Regions from separate parts of the Homo sapiens genome. Here region 1 is linked to region 2. A link is a loop called in an ENCODE intact Hi-C map of the cell type or tissue named here. Cell type or tissue: IMR-90. All regions are shown on one strand.

The links. A loop is a pair of places that touch in the nucleus more often than their neighbours do. Peaks named below come from ENCODE experiments on the same cell type or tissue, not always from the same donor. Only the 100,000 strongest peaks of a DNase experiment are listed, where the experiment ranks them.
Region 1: it touches region 2 in a loop (8-fold over the local background); 3 of 110 quality-filtered maps call a loop at or near these places.

Annotation. Positions count from the first base shown.
Region 1 is chr1:236,873,605-236,878,604 of GRCh38, forward strand. MTR (5-methyltetrahydrofolate-homocysteine methyltransferase) reads left to right here. Exons shown (of 33, transcript NM_000254.3): 23 at 169-236; 24 at 1,122-1,242. Among named protein-coding and RNA genes, the nearest start is that of MTR, 81 kb to the left of the region's middle. In IMR-90, no CTCF peak of the experiment used is centred here; a DNase peak (open chromatin) is centred at 2,567.
Region 2 is chr1:237,560,277-237,565,276 of GRCh38, forward strand. The region is part of intron 27 of RYR2 (ryanodine receptor 2); the gene reads left to right. Among named protein-coding and RNA genes, the nearest start is that of MIR4428, 92 kb to the left of the region's middle. In IMR-90, a CTCF peak has its summit at 2,156 (motif pointing left); a DNase peak (open chromatin) is centred at 2,135.

The DNA.
Region 1 (5,000 bases), 690 kb before region 2:
CTGAATAAATGGTAGTTGTGGTGGTAATCCTCAATATTTAGTGAGCATTTCAACTTGATTCTCGTTTACATTAGAGCAGTATTTAATGGTTGAAATAAAAATGTTCATTTCAGTTTTGTCTCTAATGGGCTTTCATTAATTTTCTCATGTCTCATTTCTGTGCCTCAGAGTTATTGATTTAGGAGTCATGACTCCATGTGATAAGATACTGAAAGCTGCTCTTGACCACAAAGCAGGTACTGTGCAACTATACTTTGGGCATTTCTCTAAATGTCATATCCCCAGGTGTCTGTCATTTCCCTAGTTGTCTGTCAGTGAATAGTGATGCCCCATGAGGGTTCTGTGGGACATACAATCAAGTGCCAGCTCCTGCACCAGGTTGCTTTCATTGCCATTTCTAATGGGGTTGAGAGACGAGAATGAGTAACTATGGAACCGAGTCCTGGAGATGGGGAATGGGGACAGACTTCTTAGAACAGTTGTATGTAGTCATTTTTATATTTCTTCTCACACTGTGATATATTCAAGTCCGGGAAATCATGAGCTAAATATACCTTTATTGCATCGTTTCCTAAAACTATGGCAAGTAATTATTGCAACTTTAAGTTATAAATCTTATTTACTACCAAAAGCAAACAATAGATTGAAATTCCCCAGTCGGAAAAGATGTCTTAGAATTAGAAACTGGGGATGGGCGCAGTGGCTCACACCTGTAATCCCGGCATTTTGGGAGGCTGAGGCAGGCGGATCATTTGAGGTCAGAAGTTTGAGACCAGCCTGGCCAACGTGGTGAAACCCTGTCTCTACTAAAAATACAAAAATTAGCCAAGCTTGGTGGTGGGCACCTGTAATCGCAGCTACTCAGGAGGGGCAGGAGAATCGCTTGAACCCAGGAGGCAAAGGTTGCAGTGAGCCGAGATCGCGCCACTGCACTCCAACCTGGGCAACCGAATGAGACTCCATCTCAAAAAAAAAAAAAAAGAATTAGGAATTGGGAATTCATGTTAGGTCTTTTGGTCTTCATTACAAAGTTTTTTAAATGGATCTTCATCCTTTTCCTTTTTCTTTCATCTTCCTCACTGTCCTTTTTGTCCTTTTTTTTTTAAAAAAAAAAAAAATAGATATAATTGGCCTGTCAGGACTCATCACTCCTTCCCTGGATGAAATGATTTTTGTTGCCAAGGAAATGGAGAGATTAGCTATAAGGATTCCATTGTTGATTGGAGGAGCAACCACTTCAAAGTAAGTTATACTAATGAGCTTTGTCCTCACTTCAAATTTTCTTATATGCCAGTGTTTGAAACAGTGGGAAACCTGTGTTGTTTTGGATTTTCCCTTATGTTTAGTACATTGACTTTTTGTTATATAAACACAAACATTTTCTGGTGTTCACTTGGGTGAGAGCCAGAATACTTTCAGAGCATGCTATAGAAAACTTTTTGTGATTCCTATTCTTTGCTTTTTCTTGGATTTCTTTGGCTTGCAATAATCTTTTTCTTAACACTCTCACTTGCGATTCAGTTCCTGAGAATTATAATGAACTCTTCTCGTGAAATTAAACCGAGTGGAGAAGCTGTGTTTTTTGGCACAAAATCATTACTTGAACTTTTGCCCACTCTGTCTTGAAGCAGGTGTCTGACTGAATGATTACAGGTTCCTTTGAAGGAACTCTAACCTTGTAGTAGTTTGGAGACAGAAAGCCCATCTAGCAAGAATGAACTAAATGGTCACTTTGGGGAGTTCCTGAAAGGGGAGCTTTGTGGGAACCTTTGGGTTAACAACATAAAGAGGTATAAAATGTAAAGATGAGAAAGTTCAAATTTGTTCACATGATAATTATTCAGTTTACCAGATTTTTCCTGGGATCATGATCATAGTGATATGTGGTAAGTGCTACGTTAACTGTGGGTACTAGACTTTTTATGCCATGTACAGTTCACTTTCTCAGCATTATCATACTGGAACATTGAACACAGTGGTCCCATAGCATCTAGTTTATTTTTCTGATGCAGAAATACAATAAAGGTCTGGTTATAGGTATGCCAGAAATACAATAAAGATCTGGGTATAGGTATACAATAAAGGTCTGGTTCCATAGGTATGCCACAATAAAGGTCTGGTTATAGGTATGCAAAAGAAAAGTGTTCCTTTTGCACTACAAACAACTGTACTTTTAGCCAATTTGTATAGGGTTGTTCAGAGGAACAGAATCAATAGGATATGTTTATATATAGAGAGAAAGAGATTTATTTTAAATAATTAACTCCTGTGATTGTGGAGGCTGGCAAGACTGAAATCTGCAGGCTGGAGACACAGGTAAGTTGATTTTTTGAGTCTAAAGGCAGTCTAGAGGTGGAATTTCTTCTTCCTTGTAGGGCTGGGGAGTGAATAAGGGACTCCTTGTCTTGTCTCTTAAAGGTCTTCAGCTGACTGGATGAGGCCCACCAACATAGTGGAGGATAATGTGCTTTACTTAGGTCTACTGATAAATGTTAATCACATCAAAAAAAATACTTTCACAGTAACATTTAGGTTGTGGTTAACCAAAAAGTAGATACCATGGCCTAGCCAAGTTTATACGTGAAATTAACCATCATACCATTTAAAATTTGAATGAGTCATCTTCATAAGTAGAAACAGTATTATGTGTCTTTTATCCATTAGCTGTTCTTCATACTTGAAGGATTCGATAGTTTGACTATCGTTGCTTAACGTTAGAAAACAGGGTTTGCGTTTCCACAAAGGACTTATGTACCAGGAAATGTGGCAGACTTGGTCTCAAGGGATATGGCCACCCATTAATAATGGGTTTTGATGAGCATGGGCTTGGGTAATTGATGACAGGCTTAGTGAAGAGAATGGTAAGAGGACCTATGGACTGTTGTCAGAATGAAAGACTTTAATATCAACTGTGAAGTAGAATAAATAAATATTTAAAGGAACATAATTAAAATACATTATGTGTTATGTAAATATGATGCTGGCTTCAAAAAAAGAATCTTTTTATATGGTGGGACACTACACTCAGAAATTTGCTTCTTGTGCAAATTGGAACTTTACCAAATAGTCCATTCTATCATTTACTATGTAAAAGCTACCAGATTAAAGAAAAAAAAACATTGAGAAGCAACGTGACTAGCCTCTCAAGATACATTATTGGCAAAATTAGCTTGCTAATGATTCTTAGCAGTTGCAACCTGATATATCAGATTAGAATTAACAAGATAGGAAATCACCAACATCTCTTCAGTTACTGCGAAATATCTATTCTCATTGTCTGGGAAACTGTAAATGTGTTTGGCCTGAAGGTAGAAAGCTGAGTCCACTGACCACCTAAGGTTTCTTTCAACTCTCCAGAGCATTGTTTCTGTATGAGCCCTGCCTCTTCTGGTTCTCTTCTCTTCCATGCCTGTTGCAGTTTCTGGGAAATTACTTGGAAAATAAGAGCTAGTAGGTAGCACTGCTTCCCGGGAACCATTCCCTTCTACACTGTGGTGCTGGAACAGCCTTTGGAAAACAGATTTCCACGCAACCTCCAAGCACTTCACTGTAGAATTTCCCAGTTCTGACTCCATTCTAATTAGTGACAGTGGATGAGGTCTGCGATCTGAGGTCTTGCTTTAGCAAGCTCTCTTATTTAAGTAAGTGCTTTTACAGAAGTTTAGCAGTTATACAGAAAAGTACACAAATCATATAGATGTACAACTTGACAAGTTTTTACAAAAGGGAACCCACCCATGTAACCACCTCCAGATCAAGAAATAGAACACTAATGGCACCCTAGGAACCTCAGCAGGTTCCTCCACCCAGTCATCCTTTCCAACAAAAGTAACCACTGTTCTTTCTTGTCACCATACGTTGGTTTTGCTTGCATTTCAACTTTATATAAGTGGAGTCATATTGTATGTGCTCTCCTGTGTCCGGCTTCTTTTGCCCCACATCAGCCTTGTTACGATAGTTGTTTGGTTTTTTGTTGGTTTTTTTTCAATGTAGTATTCCATTGTATAATGTGCTGTGACTTATTTACTCTTGCTACTGTTGGTGGACATTTGAGGTTTTCCACTTTGGGGCTATCACAAACAATGCTGCTATGAACACTTATGCTTATGAATTTTGGTGCACATGTATGTGTATTTTTGCCTAGAAGCAGAATTGCCAGATCATAGGATATGCCTATGATCATCTTCATTAGCTATTGCCACATAGTTTTCCAAATTGTAGCAATTTACACTCCCACAAGCAATTGTGAAAGTTCCAGTTATTCCACGTTCTTTTCAATGGTATCCCTTGTCATGGGTGTAGTAATACCTTGCTATGGTTTTCGTTTGCATTTCTCTGCTGAGTAATGATGTTGAACACCTTTTCATTTATATATTGACCATTTGGATATGCTTTTTAAATATTTTTAAAAATTGGGTATTCTGCTTTATTCTTATTGGTTTGTACACATTCTTTAGTTTATAGTAGTTACAAGTCCTTTATCAGAAATACATATATTGCAAATAGATTTTTTTTCAATCTGGCTTGCCTTTTGCTATCTTAGTGCTGTCTTTGGATAACAAAAGTCTTAATTTTTATAAAGTCCGATTTATCAGTCTCTTCATATATGGTTAATGCCTTTTGCATCCAAATAAGTAAGTCATCTCCTAGGAGAGCCACCTTTGCTAGAAATAGAAAGCATTCAGGAGTTGAAGTGTCTCAGAAGCCCATCTGAGAGCCCTTATGATTTCCCACAAACCAGTGGAGGACTTAGCAGTAGCTCATTAGCTCAGGACTTCCACGTTTTCATGAAAACATCGCTGAGGGGAGATAACCCTATGGCTTTTCCAGACATCAGTGACTTGCAGTAGCGTGAGTAGAACTGGAACTGTACCCCCAAGATACTCGAAATGAAGGTTAAGGCTGTCTAGTGCAGGAGTGTCCAGTCTTTTGGTTTCCCCGGGCCACATTGGAAGAATTGTTTCAGGCCACACATAAAATACACTAACACTAACAATAGC
Region 2 (5,000 bases):
ATTGCTGCCTCACAAAGCTGCAAGGCTAACAAATTGCCTCAGATGATTTTCAACAAATGTCCTTGGAGAAACAACTATTTGCACTGGGCAAGCTCTAAGTCAAGTGGAATAAAGACAAGTCTTACCGATGGAATTTTCCAGAAAAGGGAACATAATGACAGTTATCTGGGAACTGGGCTTTGGAGGAACTCCAGCTCTGTTCTGCCCACTACAAGGGCTTATGGGTGGCTGATTTTCACTATGATTGAGGGTCCTTTGGTTTTCAATATGCTGTGGAATTAGAGAGAGGGTGATGCAGCAGGAGCAAATTAAAACATCACTAGTTTGCTGTTCTTACCAACATTTGGACATTTTTATCAAATAAACACTCCCTGGCTTTTGCCAGCCTTTAGTTAATTTCCAGAGCTATGAAAAATTTCATTTGCATAGTTTTTTGCCAGTGTTCTCATTAATTCTGTGGAGAAGAGGATTTTTGGAGATTCTTTCTCTACCATTTCTACTGATGTCACTCAGCAATAAAGATTAAAAATTGCTGTTTTGTGGGATGGAACAGAGAGCAGACTGCAAACAGATAAAAACATTGTGGAGAAACATTGATGGTCCCGTTGAGGTTAGAGACTCTGAGTTAGTGGTGCCAATCTGTTCGGTGCATGTGTTTTCTGGCGAACTCAGCAGAGCAGGTATAGATGTTGAGAGTGAAGGTAGTGAAATTGGACAGTAATTGGGGTTAAGAGAGCAAGTAGGGGAAAAGCTAATAAGGGCAAGAAAGTATGGAAAGTTATATAGGGAAGGGAAGAATGAAGGAATCTAATGAGTTTGAAGAGTGAGTGTATAAGAAAATGAGAAAACAGGGAGAAAAAATGGTGATCACACAATCTCTGTATTTTAAGAATTTAGAGATAGAGCCACTGACAGTTGTTTGACAAGGTTTGATTTTACCGAAGTTATGTGAACAGTGAGCAATGAGAATAGAGTGGCATATTCTACAGTAGAAGCTGAGATTATGTTTAGTGTTTACTATGTGCCAGGATATAACAGCATGCTTCATAGTAGGGATGCAAGTGATCTGTATGGAAAAGACATAAGAAGAAAGATTAATTTTCCAATGGGAGGAATCAGTAAAGGGAGAAATATCTTCAGAGTTAGATGTTGAAAGGATCAGGAATCAGTAAAGGGAGAAAATGTCTTCAGAATTAGATGTTGAAAGGATCAAAATTTCAACAAGTAGAGATTAGTGTCAGAAAGGCCATCGCTACTAGAAAGAAAGTACATCTGATGTGATTAAGTGTAGAAAGAGTTGAGGAAGGGTAGATGGTCCACTTAGGATAAAATATAGGGTACAGATGGGCAGAGAGAACAGACATAGATGAAGGTAGAAAGATTAGGGCAAAATATGGAATATCTTGCAAACTCAGCTAAGAAATGTGGATAAATTTGTATAAGGAGTACCAGCCCCAGGAAGTTTTAAAGCAAGAGCTTGATGTGTGATCACAGTTTACAATAGCAATATAACTACGGCAACAGTGGGAAGGGACAGATTGGAGGGGGCAGTGCTTGGAGGTAGACCAGTTGGGAGGCTTTAGAAAAATTGTTTTTTTGAACAAGGATGGTGGGAATAAAAATTAAAAGATAGATGTTGAGAGATTTTATAGCATAAAGCAAAATCAGTCTGATTATCACTAAGAGGAGATTCAAAACATTCATTTATAATAGTCTATACTGCTGTTGCTGACATTTAAAAAAAAGTCAAGGGCATAAAAAGTTTAATAAAATTGAATCAAGCCTTATGTAATTAATCAGAATTATAATTTATTTTCTCTTAGGAGAATGCTTACATATTCCAGATAAAACATGAACTCTGTATTTGAGTTGTAGTATCTTTGGAGTACTGTTGTCAATAATATTTTAAAGCATTTGAAAATGGAATTTATTCTTATTTACTACAAGGTTTAATCAAGATTTGAATTGTTTTATCCAAAATAATACCAGAAGGTTGAAAGGATGGCTGATTAATACCAATAATTTTAAAAAGTATTATCATTAGACCTAAAAGATTCTAGATATGTATAAAATTTTAGCTTTTCCTTATAGCTTCTTGTAACTTAAGATTTTAATGTATAGTTAGATCTTGACTGCCCTCTAGTGGCATATATTTTCTTAGCTATATTGTTTGGAGAGCAGAGTGTATGGTTACTTTAGGCCTTTTTAGGCCCTAGTTAGGTGATTGGTGGTGTGTCATGCCTGGGAGGTACGGGGAGCACAGTCTTTGCTCAGTCCTTGGCCTTAATCTTGAGGTAGTTCATTAATAATATAATTCCTGAATTGTTTCTGCTTTGAATACCAACAGACTTGATAATGTATGACAGGAATATGTCTCCCAACTATTCATTTTTAAATGTCCATTATTATTATATTCATTATAACAGTATAAAAATCACTTATATAACATACTTACATGAGTTATAATTGCCTATCAAACACATAAATATATCGTGTTTAAAATCGAGCAAAGCATAAGGATGTTCGGGGGAGAGTTCTGTGCCTTTGACAGGATGCTACCCATTAGCTATTTGTCTGGGCTGCTATATCCGGAGCCCGGAAGAGTCTTCGTTTCTAGATACAGTTTGGCAGGTATATATGGAGCACTTACTTTGTGGCTCAGGTGCTTGATACTACAAGGTATGCAAAATAAGTTTGTTACGGATTGCTTGGATCTTTTTAAAAAACTCCTACAAACCCAGATTTCACTTTGTATTAGTATTTTAGCAAGAGGTATAATGTTGAACTGTTGCTTCTTTAAAACGTAGTTGCAAACTACCCTAAACTAACTTAATAAATATATACTATGGGGCAGGGCACAGTGGCTCACACCTGTAATCCCAGCACTTTGGGAGGCTGAGGCTGGTGGATCACCTGAGGCTCGAAGTTCGAGACCAGCGTGACAATGGTGAAACCCCGTCTCTACTGAAAATACAAAAAAATTAGCTGGGCTTGGATGGTGGCACATGCCTGTAACCCCAGCTACTCAGGAAGCCGAGGCAGGGGAATTGCTTGAACCCAGGAGGCGGAAGTTGCAATGAGCTGAGATGGTGCCATCGCACTCCAGCCTGGGCAACAAGAGCAAAACTCCATCTCAAAAAAAAAAAAACACAAACAAATAGGAAAATCCACAGAGATTAAAAAAGAAAAAGAAGAGTCCTTTTTTTTTTGTGAAGTCCCTTGCATGATAGTATCTGTGAACCACATGTTTGTTTCAAATTCAGGTTAAGTATCATCAATGAGCATAAGAATAGCATAGCATTAGGGCCAGGAAGAAGAATATTAGGACTCAGAAACTCTGCATTGTTTCTACTGCAATATATTCTCCATGTAGTACCCCCTATTTTCATTCCCTATAGTAATAAAGGGGATTAGTGGTATGTTTTAATTCCAAGAGAATTGTGTAGGGGGCTTTTGGGGAAATTATTACATTTTTATACCGAATTTGCCTTCTAAAATATTTGATTTGTGCTAATATTAAAATTAGTTTGCATTACTTGAGTGCACTATACATATTTGTGAAGTCTTGATATATTAGAAACCAAACACAGAAAAGAGAACCTGGTATTTTTCAGTAGTTTAGTTTTCCAAAAAAACTGTAGTATAGTTTTCATGGTATATAATGACTATAGTATATACTAATTCTATATTTAGAAAATTAGGAGTTACATCTATTAATGCATACTAGAATGTAATGTAATATTTTATTTGCAAATATCAACATAATTAAAAATAAGGATAACTACCTGATCATTTTTTCTTCCCTGAAAATAATCTCCAAATTTTTGTGTAATTTATAGCTCATATTTATCTCTTAGATTCATTTAGGGAAGATTACAGGCATGTTTTAAGGAAACAATTTATCGGTAATCTGTTTTTTGAGGAAATACTAACTCTGAGTAAAAATTTGACTTTCCTGTTTGTTTAGTATTGCAGCACTGAGAACGAGTTTCTTTCTTTCTTTCTTTTTTTAAACACAGAGTCTTGCTCTGTTGCCCAGGCTAGAGTGTAGTGGCATGGTATCGGCTCACTGCATCCTCTGCTTCCCGGGCTCAAGCAGTTCTCCTGCTCAGCCTCCCAAGTAGCTGGGATTACAGGCATATGCCACCAGGCCCTGATGATTTTTGTATTTTTTGTAGAGATGGGATTTCACCATGTTGGCCAGACTGGTCTCGAATTCCTGACCTCAAGTGATTTGCCTGCCTCAGCCTCCCACAGTGTTGGGATAACAGGTGTGAGCCACCGCGACCCGCCAAGAACTAGTTTCTTAATAGCACAAACTACCTTTAAATATCATAAAATCTGATAGAATTTTTTTCTCTCAAAACAACGTTTACGATCCTATTTTTCAAAATATATTTACTTACCAAGTAATAGGCATGAGAATTTACCCTTAACCATAGAAATGTTTCTCTGATTCAGAGACTTAAGCTAGTTTCTGAAGGGTTAGCCAGCAGATTCAGTTAGTTCTACATTCAGTAAGCACTACCACCATTATCAAAAAAGCAGTTATTGATCGTTTCATTAATTAAGCCCATGTGATAGGGAGCCATCTCATGCTACAGCCATGGTGTCTCCACTGCTTTACTTCATCTCATTTTAAATTGTTACATATGACCTAGCTGTATGTTTATTGGCAACCTTTAGTGCTTATATAGATTATTTTTATAGTTCTAATTTGATCATACCAAGTCATTGATTGAACTGTTATTAAATTTTTATTATGCATAAAGTCTTTCCCAAATCTTAAGGAGAAACAAATAGGAACTTCCTTCTTCTCTTTTCTTTTCTTTCTTTCTTTTTCTTTCTTTCTTTCTTTCTTTCTTTTTCTTTCTTTCTTTCTCTTTCTTTCTTTCTTTCTTTCTTTCTTTCTTTCTTTCTTTCTTTCTTTCTTTCTTTCTTTCTTTCTTTTGTCTTTCTTTCTTTCTCTCTCTCTCTTTCTTTCTCTTTGTTTGTTTGTT